Linked DNA regions of Homo sapiens: region 1 is linked to region 2. The links are chromatin loops, found by intact Hi-C in ENCODE. Cell type or tissue: Caco-2. All regions are shown on one strand. Links, peaks and the distances in the headings refer to the core of each region. The heading gives the core; the rest is flanking DNA.

Evidence for each region. A loop is a pair of places that touch in the nucleus more often than their neighbours do. Peaks named below come from ENCODE experiments on the same cell type or tissue, not always from the same donor. Only the 100,000 strongest peaks of a DNase experiment are listed, where the experiment ranks them.
Region 1: a loop joins it to region 2, with 9 times the contacts of the local background. A loop is called at or near these places in 16 of 110 quality-filtered maps.

The regions. Positions count from the first base shown.
Region 1 is chr3:31,005,669-31,014,014 of GRCh38, forward strand. No RefSeq gene overlaps it. Among named protein-coding and RNA genes, the nearest start is that of GADL1, 120 kb to the left of the region's middle. In Caco-2, for the core only: no CTCF peak of the experiment used is centred there; a DNase peak (open chromatin) is centred at 4,443.
Region 2 is chr3:30,775,105-30,783,450 of GRCh38, forward strand. It overlaps GADL1 (glutamate decarboxylase like 1), which reads right to left. Exons shown (of 15, transcript NM_207359.3): 14 at 3,075-3,164. Among named protein-coding and RNA genes, the nearest start is that of GADL1, 120 kb to the right of the region's middle. In Caco-2, for the core only: a CTCF peak has its summit at 4,767 (motif pointing right); a DNase peak (open chromatin) is centred at 4,797.

The DNA.
Region 1 (8,346 bases), core at 16-8,015, 230 kb after region 2:
TAGCTTGAACTACGGGAACGCACCACCACGCCTGGCTAACTTTTGTATTATTTTGTAGACATTGGGTGTTGCAATGTTGCCCAGATGGGTCTCGAACTTCTTGGGTCAAGTGATCTGCCTGCCTTAGCCTCCCAGAGTACTGAGATTACAGACATGGGCTACCATGCCTGGCCTAATTTCTTCTGTTTAAATCCAAGACTATTCATAGCTTTGTGGTACAAATTTCAGGTTGCAAATTCATTTGTTCTAGGGGAAAATGAAATAGGATTTTCTAAGTGCTAGCAAAAATAATGTTGAAGTTTCTCCTTAAATACTTTTTAGAAGTTAAATCACTGCTGCTGAAGAAAAATGATGAGTCAATAGAAACTAAAGCATGATCATATGGATTAAATTTTTCTCAACAAGACTGTTTTTTTAAAGGAAGGGCAAAGAATTGAGAAGAATTGGTTTCCAGTAGATTTTTTGTTAACAATCATCAGTTTTCTATACATAAGACTTATCCAGCCTGGTGTTATGGAGATAGGGAATGGGGTACCAAATGCAGGAGTATAATTTCGCTGCAAGATTAACTGAAGAACAGAAAAACTATAGTTAAAATATAGCACTTGGTATTCTATTAGGTAAAAGAAAGAAAAAAAAGTATACGAGAAGAAATTTACATTGGCATCTTTGGTTCCAGTGGGGAAATTATATTTGACTGCCTCTCCCTCTGGATGGCATTTAAATGAACAATACAGACTTCACAGAAACCTAGCACATTAGAGCTGGGAAAGGTCTTAGAGAAGATTTTGTCCAAATGCTGCATTTTACAGGTGATGATGTTAAGGCTGTGAGAGAAAAAGTAGCTCACTCAGTTACACAGCTGGTGGAGCAAGAGCTGGAACCCAGGACTCCCAGCCTCAATGCTTGTACATGGTTCACATTATCACCCACTGAAATCTCAGAAATATTTTAGCAACAGCACGATCTGTAGTTAGAAACTTGAGATTCCTAGAGAAAGAAGGAGCTTTCAGAGGCATCTGCTCTTTGCCTCCCAGCATCCACCCCACTCCTCTGGCAAGTCTCTGTTTTTGTTTAAAGATCTACAGTTCAGCCACTTCTATCCACAAGGTTAGAAGACATCATACTGAGTGCTGCAAAACATGACCAATGTCAAGCCAATCACCACAGTGCAACCCATTCCACTGTGATTGGTTCATAGATGGACACTTTACCCATTGAGAACCAATGAAAAACAATCAGATTCTTGTTTCTGTTTTTAACCTGAGAAAGAGTTTCATTATCTTCTTCTTTCAACTTGAAGAGGAAGAAATATCAGACTTGAAGCCACTGAAGTGATTTTTATCCTACTTGGATATTGAGAACAAAGCCAGTACAGCAGAAGACAGAACCAAGAGATGTGAGAAACCACACACAGGAGATATTGTTTGGACATTGAATCTAGTCGTGTCTGAAACCAGCTCTAACCATGTACTTTTTAGTTACATGAGCCAGTGAAATCCACTTAATCACTCAAGGCAGTTTATGTTAGGTTTTCCATCACATGCAATTATAGGGGTTCTAAATAACACAAAACCCTAGAGATAATTAGACCTATTCCCTGCCAAAAATGAAAAACAAAACCAAACAAACAAGCAAACAAAAAACGCTGAAGCCAGAGAATTGAAACAACTTGTGCAATACTGCAGAATTTAAGTGGCAAAGCCAGGCTAACACCCAACCTTCTAAACCCCAGATCAACTGCCCTTGTGCTCTGAATTATTCAATAGGAGTGAGGCCTGAGTCAAGGGATGGATCCCTCAAGGAATCAACATGGGTAGAGTATTCCCTCCAAGTAAAATGAGGACGGTGCAAATCTAAGCCTAGGGACAGGTCTGGATAACAAATAACAAAACTGAATCTAGAAGTGAAAATTGAGATGGAATCCGGAGGAGAGAAAAGCTGCAATCTGATTGGAAACAAGACAGGAACACATAACATGGGGTCAGGATTTGGAGGAGCAAAGAAAGGAGTTCAGGTACGTAGAGACTTCTGAGGCTCCCATGGTCAGTCATGTTTTTGGGAAACCATTCAGCATTTTTAAGGTTAGCAATAACATTCTGTAACTCCCATTGTATATGGCTTGCTTATTTTCCTTATTGAATTGACCCAAAGGTCAAAATGAAAGCAGATGTGACTACGTTGGGTATTCAGAGACCGGTGATCAAGTCGCAGCTCTGTTGCAGAACAGTTGTGTGGCCTTGGGTAATACCAACAATGGACTCAAGCAAGGCATTTGAATTTGTGTAACCTAACTGAAATTTGCTGATGTGAAGCCTCAAAAGGGGGTTTCAAGTGGTTTCTCTGAAGATAGATGATGATGATGATAGATAGATAGATTAAATAGATAAGCAAGTAGGCATATAGATGGGCAGAAAGTAGATATACACACTATATATATATATCCACAAATATGTAAACACTTATAAATTGTATATTTCCCTTAAACTTTAAACTCCTAACAATTTAAATTTTTTAATGGCTCTCCCAGTGCCCAGTAGTTAAAGGTCACCCTTATTGGTTTGTCACACAAGATTTTTCATGAGCTGATCCCATCCTTTCAAACCAGTTTCATGGCTCATTTTCTTTCCCCGTTCCTAATGTTCTAACCACATTTAACCACCACTGGTCTGCTTCTAGAGCTTTGCTCATGTTATTTATTCTGATTGTCTAGCCTTCCCTGTTCCCTCAACCTGGCAAACCCCAACTCATTTTTCAAGACCCAGCTCAAGCATCTTGCTCTCTGTTATCTTCCTAAACTCCCCAAGCAGAGTTGGCCACTCTCTCTTTTGTCCTACTACAATACCTTCTGCAGATCTTTTTTGTCTACTTATTTCTGTGATAAAATTGTTTTCTTACATATCTACTTCTAGTATTAACTTGTAAATTCCTTGACATAATCCATGATAGTCCCATGTGATATTACTGGTTCATTATTACACAGTACCCCATTGCTATTAGATTTTTAGCATGATGGAGCGACTGCACTTAGGATTTGAGGCAACACCTCATGGTGCTAGGGTCACCTAGGAAAATACCTAGAGTACCAAAAAACCATGTAAATGTGTAAGTGGGAGGAGTGTCAGACAACAGAGAATGAGAAAGACCATCTTGAACTGAGAGTGTGTGGCCGGCCCGTATAAAGGGAGCAGCCCCTACTCAGCTGTAAGTGCATCTCTGTCAGCCACACCTCCCTTCTTGTATAACTGGTAAAGCAAATGTTTTGGAGTTAATGGAATTCCATTCTCAGGTCTACCCCTCACTCACTGTGGGAATGTGAGCAAGTTATTGAATATCTCTGAGATTCAGTGTCCTCATCTACAAAAGAGAATTAGCTACTCATCAAAACTCTATCTTCCTTATCCTAAGCAGATAGCCAATTCTATTTCCATCTCCCTGTGTAGTGAGGTGAGATCACCTTCCTTTGTTCTGATCATCAGCATGTAAAGGGAAGAAAGGCACACCCCTTCCTGGCCTGGCCCATAAAAACCTCCTGTCTTAGTTTCAGTTACCTCATAAGTAGATCATAAGATAAGGATGAGAGTACAAGTAGTTTATTTGGAAGATGACCTCAGGAAATGCCAATGGAGGAGTGAAAAAAAGAATTGGGGAAGGAAGCCAGTAAAGGATGTATAATTAAGAAAGTTATCATTCTAGGCAACTGGAGCTTAATCCTACAGGAAACTGGTAAACAGCATAGATTTCCCTCATTCCACCTCCACCTAAGAGTCTAATGACCCTTGATGTGGGATATTTATATACCAACCATCATTGGTCATTATTTGGTGGCTATGAATTAGTTTCTGGGCACTTCTGGCTTGCTCTGCATATGAGCAGAGAAGGTTCACATGGCCAGAGAAACTTCTCAGGAAAGAGATGCAGGTGATGTTCCTGGTGTTGGAAGTGAAACCGGCATGCACTGAATGGAAGGGGCCAAGGATATATGTGTGTGGCCCTGCCTGCTATCCTGCCATATGCAATATCTCATTCTCCTCCTTGCTCCATGGATGAATGAAGAGGATTCCAAAGCCTTAGAGAAAGGCAGAACCATGAGACTAAAGGAGCCTGAATCCTAAAGTGACCAATGGAAGGCTGTTCACTGGCCAGGAAAACCCAATTTGTCTTTACATTGGCAAGAAATAAAACAAATTTTTCTAAGCCACAAAAATATGGAGATTATTTGTTACAGCAATTAGCTTATTCTGACTAGTACAGGGAGAAAGTAGATATTTATACAGCCAGCCATATCCACTGCTTAAATCCTGGGATCAGTGGGTAACACATAATGCCACTGAATCACTATCTGGTTCATAAAAACAAGTGAAATGCCAGGTAAAAGCCCTTGAGGCTACAAAGGAATGACAGGCAGGCAGACATACAAAAGAGCCTCTGGTTTATGCAAGAAAAGCCCTATCTCAGAAACACAGAGGGCTCTTGATCTTTGCCCTTTGGCTGCATTGTTTCTGCTTTCTCTCTATGGAGAGAACAGATTGGATTAGATCTTCAGTGTATTGGCTCTGGGGTGTTACAGACCCATCTAAGATTACACATTAAAGCTCTCCAGGTGGCAGAAATCAGCCCTGAATTTGCAACTGAACTCTAAGCACAGTGACAAGGAAAGATACATTTTTTTAATCTATGGCTCTTGCTCAAAAGAGAAGTTAGCTTTATAGTTACTGCCCCAGTGTGGCCAATGATGACAAGACTATTGGGAGCTCCAAGGAGGATAGAATCAAGTGGGACCAATTATGGTTAGGGGCTTACTTCATGCCATATCAAGCCACCAGCCTTCACAGCAGAGAGTATTAGCATTTGTTGACTGTATATCACTTGCCAAACACAGTTCTATAATCCCATTTATTCTCCTGACAGCCTCAACAAGCATCATCACCCATATTTTTCAGGTGGGAAAAGTTAAGTTTGGAGAGGAAAAGTCCTCTGTGCAAGGTCAAGAGCCAGGGAGTGACTCAATCCTCAGACACCAGAAACAATGCATATTTCACCACATCCTGATTTCTCCTTTTCTGGCTTCCTTTCCATGTAATGCACAAACGTAAGAAACAGAATATTGGGAATTTTTGAGGTCGGCAAACTTAAAATCACATAATTTCTAAATATGCATCTAAACAGTTATCAAATTAATTTTTTATTTAAGCAGTTATCAAATTAATTTATGTAAACAGCTATCTAAATATGTTCCTTCAATAATTCATGTGATATGTGCAGAGTAGGCATCTAAAAATATTTTAAGGAACAAACGAATGTACTACATGTTCTTTGATATTTTTTTCATATGTTGACAAAGTTTCTATTTTTTTTTCCAACTTACAACCGGTAAAAATTTCACTCTCATAATGTCTTTGCTGCTTTGCTTTTTCATCTCCAGTGTATCATTCCACTTCACTCTCCCTCCCCTCTTCCCAGCTACGACAACGAAACACCATATCTCGAAAATCTTCCCCAGTAGCTGCAGTCCTCGGGAACCTATCTCCTCCTACGTCATCTTGCAGTATCCCCTTTTTCCATGGCAGCCTTCTTCCTGAGGGAGACCACTCTGCTGATCTTCCCTGACAAAAAAAACCCAACATTTTGTAAAACTTTACAATTCACAAAGCAATTTCTTCCAAGATAAAGTCATTTGATTTTCACAATAACCCAGAGAGGAAGGCAAAACAAGTATCATTAACTCCTGTTTCAAATGAGAAAATCGAGACTCAGAGGGGCTATGTGATTTGCTCAGGATCATGCAGCTGCAAGATGAATAAAGACTCAAAGCATGGTTTTCTCTCTCCATGCCCCAAGCTCTTTACACTGAATGATTTTGCATGTTCTCTCCTGTTGACTTCTGAGGCAGCTTGCCAAGTGACCCCAGCTCATGCACTCCCTGGTTCCAGGTCTGCCACCCTCAGCTACCAACATCCACAGCAGTGAGTAACAGTTGGGCTCTCAATGGGAAGCCATCTCAACCTGCCTCTACTAAGCAACAAGATTGTCATAGAGACAGGTGAACAAATAAGCAGAAGCCGATCATCAGAGAAAAGCCTGTTGCAATAGAGGCTGCATATGCAGGGACTGAGGATCTTCCCCAGATACTCACAATTCCCTCAAAAGATCAGAAAAAACTCTGGCCCTTAAACACTTTGGAATCAGACATAGGAATGTTTGAGTCCAGCTCTGCTGCCTCTATAACCATGGATAAGTTTTAACACCCCTGAACTCCAAAATAGTGAAGAGAATATTAACAGAATATTTGTGAGCATCAGCTGAGATGGGCAAATAAAGTGCTTAGGATAAGACCTCAATAATGGAAGCTATCATCAATATTTGTAATTTATATGATATATGGTTGTAATAATAATACAACATGATAAATATAAGAAAATTGTGTACCCCAAACAAAACATGGATAGAACAAGGAAACAAAAAAGCTACCAAAGGAAGCTCTGCAAATAACTACTGCTTTTGGTATCACTACACAAATATCCAGTATTAATCCTATTTCATCTGTGTGTAGTTTTTCATAAATAATGAGATGGGTGTTTAACCCAGGATCATTCTTTGTACATGAAAGGAGCTGACTAAAATGCACATGTAGCATAAAGCACAGGTTGATATCCTTCAATCTAACTGTGATGGCAAACTGCATTTGGGAATATTTTGGATTTGTTCTCAACAAAGTCACTCCAGCAAATTCTTGGTATATGGAAGTTGCTAAAGCACCATTCAGAAGTAAGAATACAGAGTATCACTCATGTGGCTTCAAAGGGTACAGAGCTATGTGATCCTAGGGAGAGATAAATTTGGTGCTCCAAACTATCAAAGTACCCAGACCTGAATTGTTCTGGGGAAGCCTAAGTTTTATTGAAATCTTGACCCTTTGAAGGGCCCTAACATTTCTCATCTGGAAGCCAAAATTCCCAAAGTTGAGGTGTTTTAACATTAAGAAGTAGAGTACTTAGAAACACTACGTGAGAAAAACAAATTTTGTGCCCGCATTGAGTTTACTGTACATATTTTAGAGAAACTTGACTTTGATAGCGTGTTGGTTAATTTTATGTGTCAACTTGCCTGGACTAAGGGATGCCCAGATAGCTGATGCAACATTATTTCTGAGTGTGTCTATGAGAGTGTTTTCAGAAGAGATTATTAGCATTTGAATCAGTAGACAGAGTAGAGAAGATCCTCCCTCACTAACACTAATATGAGCACACATCATCTAATCTGTTTAGGGCCCAACAAGAACAAAAAGGCAGAGGTAGGGTGACTTTTCTCTCTCTCTCTCTCTGTGAGGTGGGACACTCATCTTTTCCTGCCTTCTGACATCAGAACTTCTGGTTCTTAGGCCTTGGGACTTCAGGACACCATTGGTTCTTATGGCTCTCAGGCCTTCAGACAGACTAAATTATACCACTGGCTTTCCTGGTTCTCCAGCTTGCTGAGGGTGGGATTTCTCACCACCATAATCATGTAGCCAACCCTTATAATCACTTCTCTTCTCTTCTCTTCTCTTTTCTCTCTCTCTATCTCTCTCCCTCCCTCCCTCCCTGCCTGCCTCTGTTTAGGTATGTGCATGTATGTGTGCAGTGTGTGTGTGTGTGTATACATATTCTGTTCTGGAGAACACTGACTAATACAGATAGCTAAGAAAATAACTCTATTGGAAAATTAGAAAATGTGCTACTTTGAGGAACTAAATTATCCTTGCAAAACTGTTCATTATCTTAATTAAAATAATAGACATAATTTCTATTTTTAGAAATAAGGATTCTCTAGACTTGGACAAAAAATGGAAAATTCATTTATTCATTCCATATGCACTACATATATATATATATATATATATATATATATATATATATATATATATATATAGACAGAGAGAGAGAGAGAGAGAGCCTTCTCTCTTCCAGACATTGTGCTAAGTTTTAGGAACAAATAAGAAATAATTTCTAATTCATACCCTCAACAAGCTTATGATCTGAATATGGAAATGGGCATGCATCAGAGTATGGTAAATGCTAGCCAAAACTGAGAGAGTTTTGTCTTCCAAAGATGGCTCTAATAATATTTCCAATCCCACATTCTCTTCTTGAACCTGCAATTCCCTATCAAGAGGTAGAATCTAACTCCTCTGCCCTTAAATCTGGACAGGCCAGTGACTCAATGATAGGTAAGAGAATGCAGCAGAAGTGACACTGTGACTTCCAAGGCTGAATTTTACAGGCAAGTAGCTTCTGCCTTGTCTTCTGGAGTACTCAGTCTTGAAGTCTTCAGCTGCCACATAAGCAGTTGGACTGTGCTGAGGTT
Region 2 (8,346 bases), core at 90-8,089:
TCATTGCATTGTTAGGCTACAGTGATTGTGTTCTCAAATAGTCTCACGTACGTGCACATACTTGCAAGCATACATATGCGCTCATACCCTTCAACTCTCCAGATTCATTACCAAATAATCCCTCTCCCCTTCTGCCGCCAAATGGAAGATTTATCGCACCAGCGATTCTGAAATGTGACAGCTCAACCTGACGTTAGTCTGAATCAGAGGGGCAAAGCCTTATTTGATTTGTGATTCTCTATCCAAGATAAACCCTGAAATAAATTTCAAGTGTGCTTTAAGTACACTACAGGTTATAAATCATATACTTGTATTCTCATTCTACAGTAAGCATAAAACCTCATAAACTATGTGATATATAATCTCCCTTCCCCCTTGCCAAATTCATGCACACTTCCTGACTTGCAGGGAGAGAATGATAGGAAATTAAGAAACTCAGAACCAGTGATAATTTGTCTGCAGCATGCATTTTTTCTATTCAGTAGCAACTATAACAAATGAAGTTGTTACTAGATCAGGCAAGGGGAAACCATGGTTGTAAATGGCAGAAAAGCATTTCCAAAATTAAGGGATGGAGAGTCCAAGATGGCTGACAGTAAAAAAAATAAACTGGATATTTACTGTATGATCATCCATTTTGGCAAATATTGGGGATAAGAGAATGTCCCAATTCCTGTTCAATTCCCAATTAAGATAAAAAGTGCACTACAGGCTGGGTGCGGTGGCTCACGCCTGTAATCCCAACAATTTGGGAGGCCGAGGCAGGTGGATCACCTGAGGTCAAAGCCTGGCCAACATGGTGAAACCCCATCTCGACAAAAATACAAAAATTCAGCTAAGCATGATGGTGGGTGCCTGTGATCACAGCTACTCGGGAGACTAGGGATGTGGGAATCGCTTGAACCCGAGAGGCGGAGGTTGCAGTGAGCAGAGATCGTGCCATTGCACCCCAGCCTGGGCGACAGCAAGACTCCGTCTTGGAAAAAAAAAATGCATTATATTCTGTATTTGAGATTAGCTTATATATCCATACTCAATTTCAATTTCTCTAAAAACAAACATGAGTCTGTCTAGTTATTCTAATCCCTGTCAGTCCAACAGTACTGAGTTAGACACAAATATCACATTCTTCATTGTTTTTCGTAAACAATTTCTAGCTTAGTGAGAAAAATGGTGACCCTATCTTTCTCAACTTGTAATTTCTTTCTCTACCCTACTAAAAAATGTCAGCCACATCCCATCATAGTGAAAAAATGTTCCTCTAAACTTCACCACTAAATTCTCACATTGTCCAGTTCCTGTTTCTCTTTATGGGTTACTTAACATCTGAAATGTATTCTTAAGCACTTTGCTATTTTGTGTGTGACAAATACAAGACAAATCCCCAAAGTCTATGCTACCTGCCTGAAATGGATAAGGGCACAGATATAACACCATCCATCTCTCCACATCTTTGCTCCCTGAGAGGGTTTGATAAGAGGTGTATTCTGTATTGGTCATCTATTATGTTACAGGTTAGGAGGTTTGAGCCATGAATAAACAGAAAATGACCTGAAGCTAAAAGGACACGCTGCCAAGTGAGGCAATCAGTGACCATGACTTAAAGGCTATGTTCTGCCCTCTTCCTTCTAGTTAGACTGGGGCAAAAATCCCAAGCTTTCTGCCGTGGAAGGCAAGGCTCCCATGACCCTCCCTCTGCCTGTTACTCTTCTCACCTCCCATCACTGCTTCTTTGCACCCCTGTGGTCTTTGAATCACATTCTCCCCTCTTGAGCCTCTGAGTTCTCATGCTGTGATTCTTCCTGGAATCTGCTTCTTTAAAATTGTCCCCTGACTGACATCTGCTTATTGTTAAAAACTCAGCTCTAGTATCACACATTGGGGTAGATACCCTTTCTCTCTACTTTCACTGCAAACAGTTAATCTCCATTCAGGTACTTCTTGGTTACCTTGTGATTGTCTCTTTACTCATTGTCTCTAGGAATATTGAGTTTCTCAAGGGCAGAGACACGTCCTTTTGATGTTTGTATTTCCAGTGCATAGTATAGTGGACACTCAGCAAATGTTTGTTGCTTACCTGAGTAGGGAGTCTTTTGTTTTTTGTCTTCTAAGGGGAAAATAGGCTATGGACAATGAAAATTGCTTTTAAAAAAAAAACGTTTTCCCCCTGAGGGTAAGGAGAGGGGTTTGCAAGTCAGAGCTTTTACTAACCAGGGTCATAAAGTCAGCTGTGCTGACTTGATCCCACTCAAGAGGTAGGGAATTGCCTGATTTTAATGGTGCTAGCCCATAAGAACTTGGACTCTACATGTCATGGCCACATAATCCCCAGTGAAACTCCCATGGGTTCACTTTCAGTATGCATTATGTTCATGCATCCAGAAAGTGGGATCAAGTAGTGTTACTCACGAGACTCCATAGTGCTTGGAAATCTGGATTAGAGGCAGGATTATAACTGGCAGGGCCATGCTAGGCGAGGAGTAGATGAGACACAAGCAGTCCCTGGAGCCTGGGGCCTCTCCTCACACGGTATCATCAGCCCCAACAGCTGTGTGTGAAGACACTTCCAAGCACATTTTGTTCGATGATCAGCTGAAACCCACTGCTTAGCATCTCTTTTCTTTTATGTAATCCCCTTGGGTGTAAGACATAGGGCCTTTGTTGAAGACAGTCTCACGCTTACAAAAAGTATCAGATTTAGACTTCTAACATTATTTCCAAGTAAGGTGGTACAACAGTCAGAGATGCAGTAGCAGAGTTGAAATAAATAGTCATTCATCACACAACTTTAACCTTGTGTCCCATGACCAGATGTCACTTCCTGAAGTACACTGTGAGCCAGAACTTCTACCTTACAGACAACCTAATTGTTTTGGGTGTGTGTCAACCATGTTAATTTGTTAAATGTAAACAATGTCTACAACTGTTTGGCCTGTCATTACTTTTTAACAAACTAGAAGACACTTCTCTAGATAATTCTGTGCTTGCTAGGCCCTCTTATTTATAGGATCAACAGATAATGTACACTGAATCTACTTCATCAAAAAGAAAAATACCATTTACTTATTACTTACCAAATTAAGTTTTGCCCAGAACTCGGGTCCTTCTTCCATCTCTCTGAGGCTCGGTGGAATGTACCAAAAGCAAATATTGGCATATTCAGGCTGAGAATTAGAAAAAATATAAAGTTGTTATCTTAAGATTTATCTTAGAATGCAATGAAATACTTTTAAAACTCTTAGCTAGTTTCTTCAAGAGTTATCATGTGTATAAAATTTTAACATCAGAATCTTATAGAGTAACAATCCCTTCTGCCTTCTTGATAACATCCTATTTAAAAATTTTCTACTCCATAGCGTGCACCTAGCAGGTTCTCTTTCATCTTAAATGTGCAAAGATCAGGAAAAAACAGTAAAGTTTGAAGCTGACTCAACCCAGCTCTGATCGTCAGTTAGTGCCTGCTTACATACATGCTCAGAGATGCCCTGGATCCTCTCTCTCCAACACTGATCCTTAAGTTATTTGCTATACCATCATAGGCTTCCAATAATTCTTCTTAAGGCAGCCAAAGTTGGCCCCTACACCTGGCAAATGCAAAAGCTTTGATTACCTGTGAGATGATAACAGCGTGACCTGCTTGGGCTTCACTAACCAGCACTACTATGACCCTAGCCAATACTGCTTTTGAAAAAAGAACATCACCTTGACTCCCGGCTCTCGAATATCAGTAAAAGTGCGAATTAGCTAGGGGACCTATTCAAAATGTAGATTCTCATAGGAACTCAGGTTCCTATGTTCAAAATGTCCAATGTCTAAGTCCATCCTAGAAAAGGCTAAAGAATTGGCATTTTATGAAGCATGTCAAGTGATTCTGAAGCGGGCAGTTTATGTTCTATCAGAAACTCTCATCTACACTAAGTAATCATAACCCAGTTATCTTCCCTGCCAGTCTGTTTTTCTATCAGACATGACTTGCTTAAACATGGGACTGTATTGTAACAGGCTTTAGCCCAGCCTTTGTCACGCAGACAAGGCTTTGTCCTCACTGGACAAAAACATAGGAAATGCGATGACTACTCAATGACTAGGAGATCTGGGACATTATGTTGGGGGTTCACAAATTAGACATATAGAATTGTATTCAGGAAAGATTGTGTCATATGCATCTTCCTCATTTGATGCTTCACACTGACAATATTTGAACTGATTTTCATTTTCTGCCATAAACAGTTTGTAATAACCAATGTTGCAACAGTTCTCAATAACTGTCAGAATTATGCTCCAGTATATAAAGTTTCAAAGCATTTCATCAAGAGGAAAGACCCATCATCTCATATCTTAATAAAAAGTAGTTTAAAATGAAACACTGTAATTCAACTCAATTTTCACAAACATCTATTGAGACTACAGTCATTCTTACAAATCTACACAATTTATACCTGGATCTCTGAAGTATTGAAAGTAATGGCAAAAACCACAATGACTTTTGCAGCAACCTAATATAATAGATTTATCTAGGATAGACTGTACTGAACTCCCAAATTCTTTGAGCATTTAATGTGAACACATTTTTCAAATGAAGTAACTATACCTGACTAGAAAGTAGAAGAAAAATATAGTAATTATCTGTCACTAGATTGTGTTATGTCAGTTATCAATTTATTGCCTCTCAGCCAGAAATCTACCCTTTTTGAGTGTCCTAAAATAATGTAGGTGGACTCTGCAGATATTTCTCCCATGACATGTGGTCCAATCTTAGACTTTGTCAGCAGAGGGTGCTGGAGAGACACTGGAGAAGGAAGGAATGCTTTCCTGGTGTGGTGTGCTCACTTTCATGGGTCTCCTACAGAATCTGTGGTTCATTTCAGCAGTACTGGTGACCAGAAACATAAGTACACCCCCACCCATCTACCCCAGTAGCTTCCCCCAGTACACCCCTTTCAGGTGGCATCACGTGGCATCACAGCAGACAGGCAGCAAGTGGAGAGCCCATAAATGGCTTTTCCTGGCATACTCCCCTCAGGTGGTTTCAAAGGAGAGAGATGCCAGCTAGGCACCTTGCCTTGGATGACTTCTCTGGCACTCCTTCTAGGTAGCTTGCAGTGATTTCCAAGTTGTGGCATGGCCCCTGTAGATGGCTTCCCTCAGCTCAGCACTCCAGACTAGATTTCTAGTGAGTACCACCAATGTAACATCTCAGTAAACTTTTCTGCTATCCCATGAGCCAAGGTCATACTCTCTCTGAAGAGGTCTAGACCTCAGTCCTGGGAAGGGATGGACTCTCCCTTGGGCGCTCTATCTCAGTGCCAGGTGTGGTGGCTGCTCTCTATATCAGCTACTCCTGTTCATTTTTAGGTTTTTCATTCTCTATGAGGCAATCCTCCATTACTCCAATCCCTTGCTAATAATTATTGATATTACACTTTCCCACTTTACCATGCAGTTCTTGTCTTCTGAGTGGACTCTAATATGTCACCAAATTTGTTATTCCCTTTCATTTGCATAGGAACATTACAAAACAGTTTACGATGTTTTATCTATTATGGGTTCTATATTTTACAAGTTAGGACTTAGATCTGATTCCTTTTGCCCAAACAGAAACTTACTAAAAAATGCAAAAGGTCTATCACTAAGCACTTTTAGAATGGAATGGCTTCAGTGCTACAACATTTGAAAGCTTATAAAGCCCTTCTGACACTTCACTTCATTGGAAGAAATTTGATGTTTCATTTGGAATATCTTTGCTTTGGTCATTTCCAAAATTAAGAGTTGAAAAAGTCTTTGAATTTTTGCAAAAATATATTTGACTTTTTCCTGTCTCTGCCTCTGTAGCTTGTATTTTACATAATTCTTAAAGAGACTTCAAAGCACTAATGAGTATTTTCAGAGTAAATCATTTGTATACCCCTTAATTTTAATTGCCTACATATGTGAAAGTCTGACTTCTTGGGTGTCCTGAGAACACATTTAGTCTATGTTCTAAAATCCACAAAATTAGGAAGGTATTTACAGGAGTCCAAGTATCTAGTGAAGGGTACAAAAACTCTGGAGCAGCAAGTGCATTGTCATAATCTTTAAAAAATTCATGATAAAGGAGTAATGTGCCATTAAAGAATGAATACATTCTATACCGGTTTTCAAACAAAAAACATTCTAAAGTTCTTTATCAATTTCAGGAAGAATTATTTAGCAAATTTTGAGACCATTTGGGAAAGAAATTAGTGGTCACTAAGGTAGCAGCTCACGTTCTCTAAAACTGAGTTATGTCAAAAGAAATTCATCTCCTTTGCTTTACAATGTCATTAGATCAGAATAATAGGTAACAAAAGCTAAAGCTAGCACTATTCTGTTTTAATAAATGTAAATGCAGAATCCAGCACACAGATTCAAACAATCATGCAAATATAGAGTGAAGGAAAAGCTGGAATGGTGAATTTTAATTGACTTCAAGCTTATAGGTGTTAAGATTAGACTATTGAAAAATTTCAAAGGCAGCACTGGATAGCAAAAAAGCCTAAGTTTTGGAGTTGCAAGGATGTGGCTTTGAATTTCAACTTCATCAGATCTTTGGGATGAGTATCAAACTTTCTGTTTCTGCTTCCTAAACTATAAAATGTAGATGATGTCTGCCCCACAGGGTTGGTTTGATGATTAAAGAGAAAACGTGTTTTCAAAATTTAGTACCGTGTCTGGCACACAGCAAGCACTGGTCAGTTAGTGACTATTATTTGGGGCCATAATGGCAAAAAGAGATGTCTTTTAAAGTGGATGAGTAGCTCCATTAAAATGTGCACTAGTGAGGTACATCACTATGTTAATTTCTTGGTACTATATTTGAAGGGAAACATTAAGAAATAATGTCCAGCGAGGGGTAACCAAGCTGTTCAAATTAATAAGCAAAGCTTTCTATGTTATAGATATTGACTAGGCATCAGGACAAGAAAATGACACTTTCTGAACTTGGAATGAATAGAGGACAGGGTGTACTGAAGAGAGGTGAAGCTAGAAACGAAGATGGGAGTCATGTCATGAAGGACTTCTCGTATGATGTACTTGGAAGCTTGGGCTTGATTCTAGAGGAACATGGAGTCACTGGAGAGTTTCACTATAGGAAATAGATCTCATCTTTGAAAAGCTGCTCTAGCAGCAGTGTGGCAGTTAGGCTGGAGGGATCTAAGACTGGAAGTGGGACACAAGTTAGCAGACAGTACCTAGATAGTACCAACCTGAAGAGTGATGAGATCTTGAACTAAGGCAGTGGCTTTGGGAGTGGAGAAGACTAAGCATTCAAGATATACTTAGCGGGGAAGAAAAGGAGATAGTAAAAACATCAAGATTTTTGGTTAGTGGATCATAGTTCTAATGACCAAAAGAAGAAAGTAGAATTTTGGTAAGGAAAATACTACACTTAAGTTTTTAGAAATGTTGAATTTGAGGTGTCTGTGGCATCTAGGTGAAAATTTCAGGAAATATTCATATACAAAGGCCTGGAGTTTAGGAGCTAAGTTGAGGATGAAGACATACAAAGAGGCTATTGATAACAAAGTTCTGAATGTGAAGACATTTCAGGGAGACTGTGGCCAAAGACAAAGTGTTAGAAGAATATTTAAGGGAGTGCCCTGATGAAAAGTCCCTTACATGGAGACTGAAAAGAACAAGTCACATGGAAAAGAGAAATTGGGAAAGGAAATCAAAGAAACTAAGACAGGGGAGACTATCAAGAGATGGAGTGATGAATGGGTAACATACAATGCTACAGAATTTCAGCAAGATGAAGATTAAAATAATGTGCTTTGGATTTAGCAATTAGGAGGTAGTTATATAGTTTTATTAGATTACAAGATAACAATGTAAGAAAAATCACAATGTGCTTGATACATATTAGTAGGTTCACTATTAGAACATGAATAATTAGAGCTATCTGGAAGAGGAATGAACTAGTGAATTCTCTGCAAATAGGAAGTATTCAATCACAGGTTGACCACCTGTTAACAGATACATTAAGACAGGTTTGCTGCATTGTGCAGGAAGTTGACTATATGTCCTCGAAGATCTTCTATAACTCAGTTGATGAAACATTAATAACTCCTCCTAGTGTAGACCTTGAGAAAAGAAAAAGTTGAATAATTAGGACTCTCCCAAGAGATAAAAAATAAAATATGTGAATTGACAGTGTAAGAATGAATATACCTCTAGGAAAACATCTATTAGATCTTAGATCCAACACAGAAAAATAGAGATGATTTTCAGGGGCCTATGAATAATTCAGAATTCACTTAAAATAATACATTTCTTGAAGATGATTGAAAGTTATTTTTATTCTTTCCAGGAAAAAATACTCAAGTA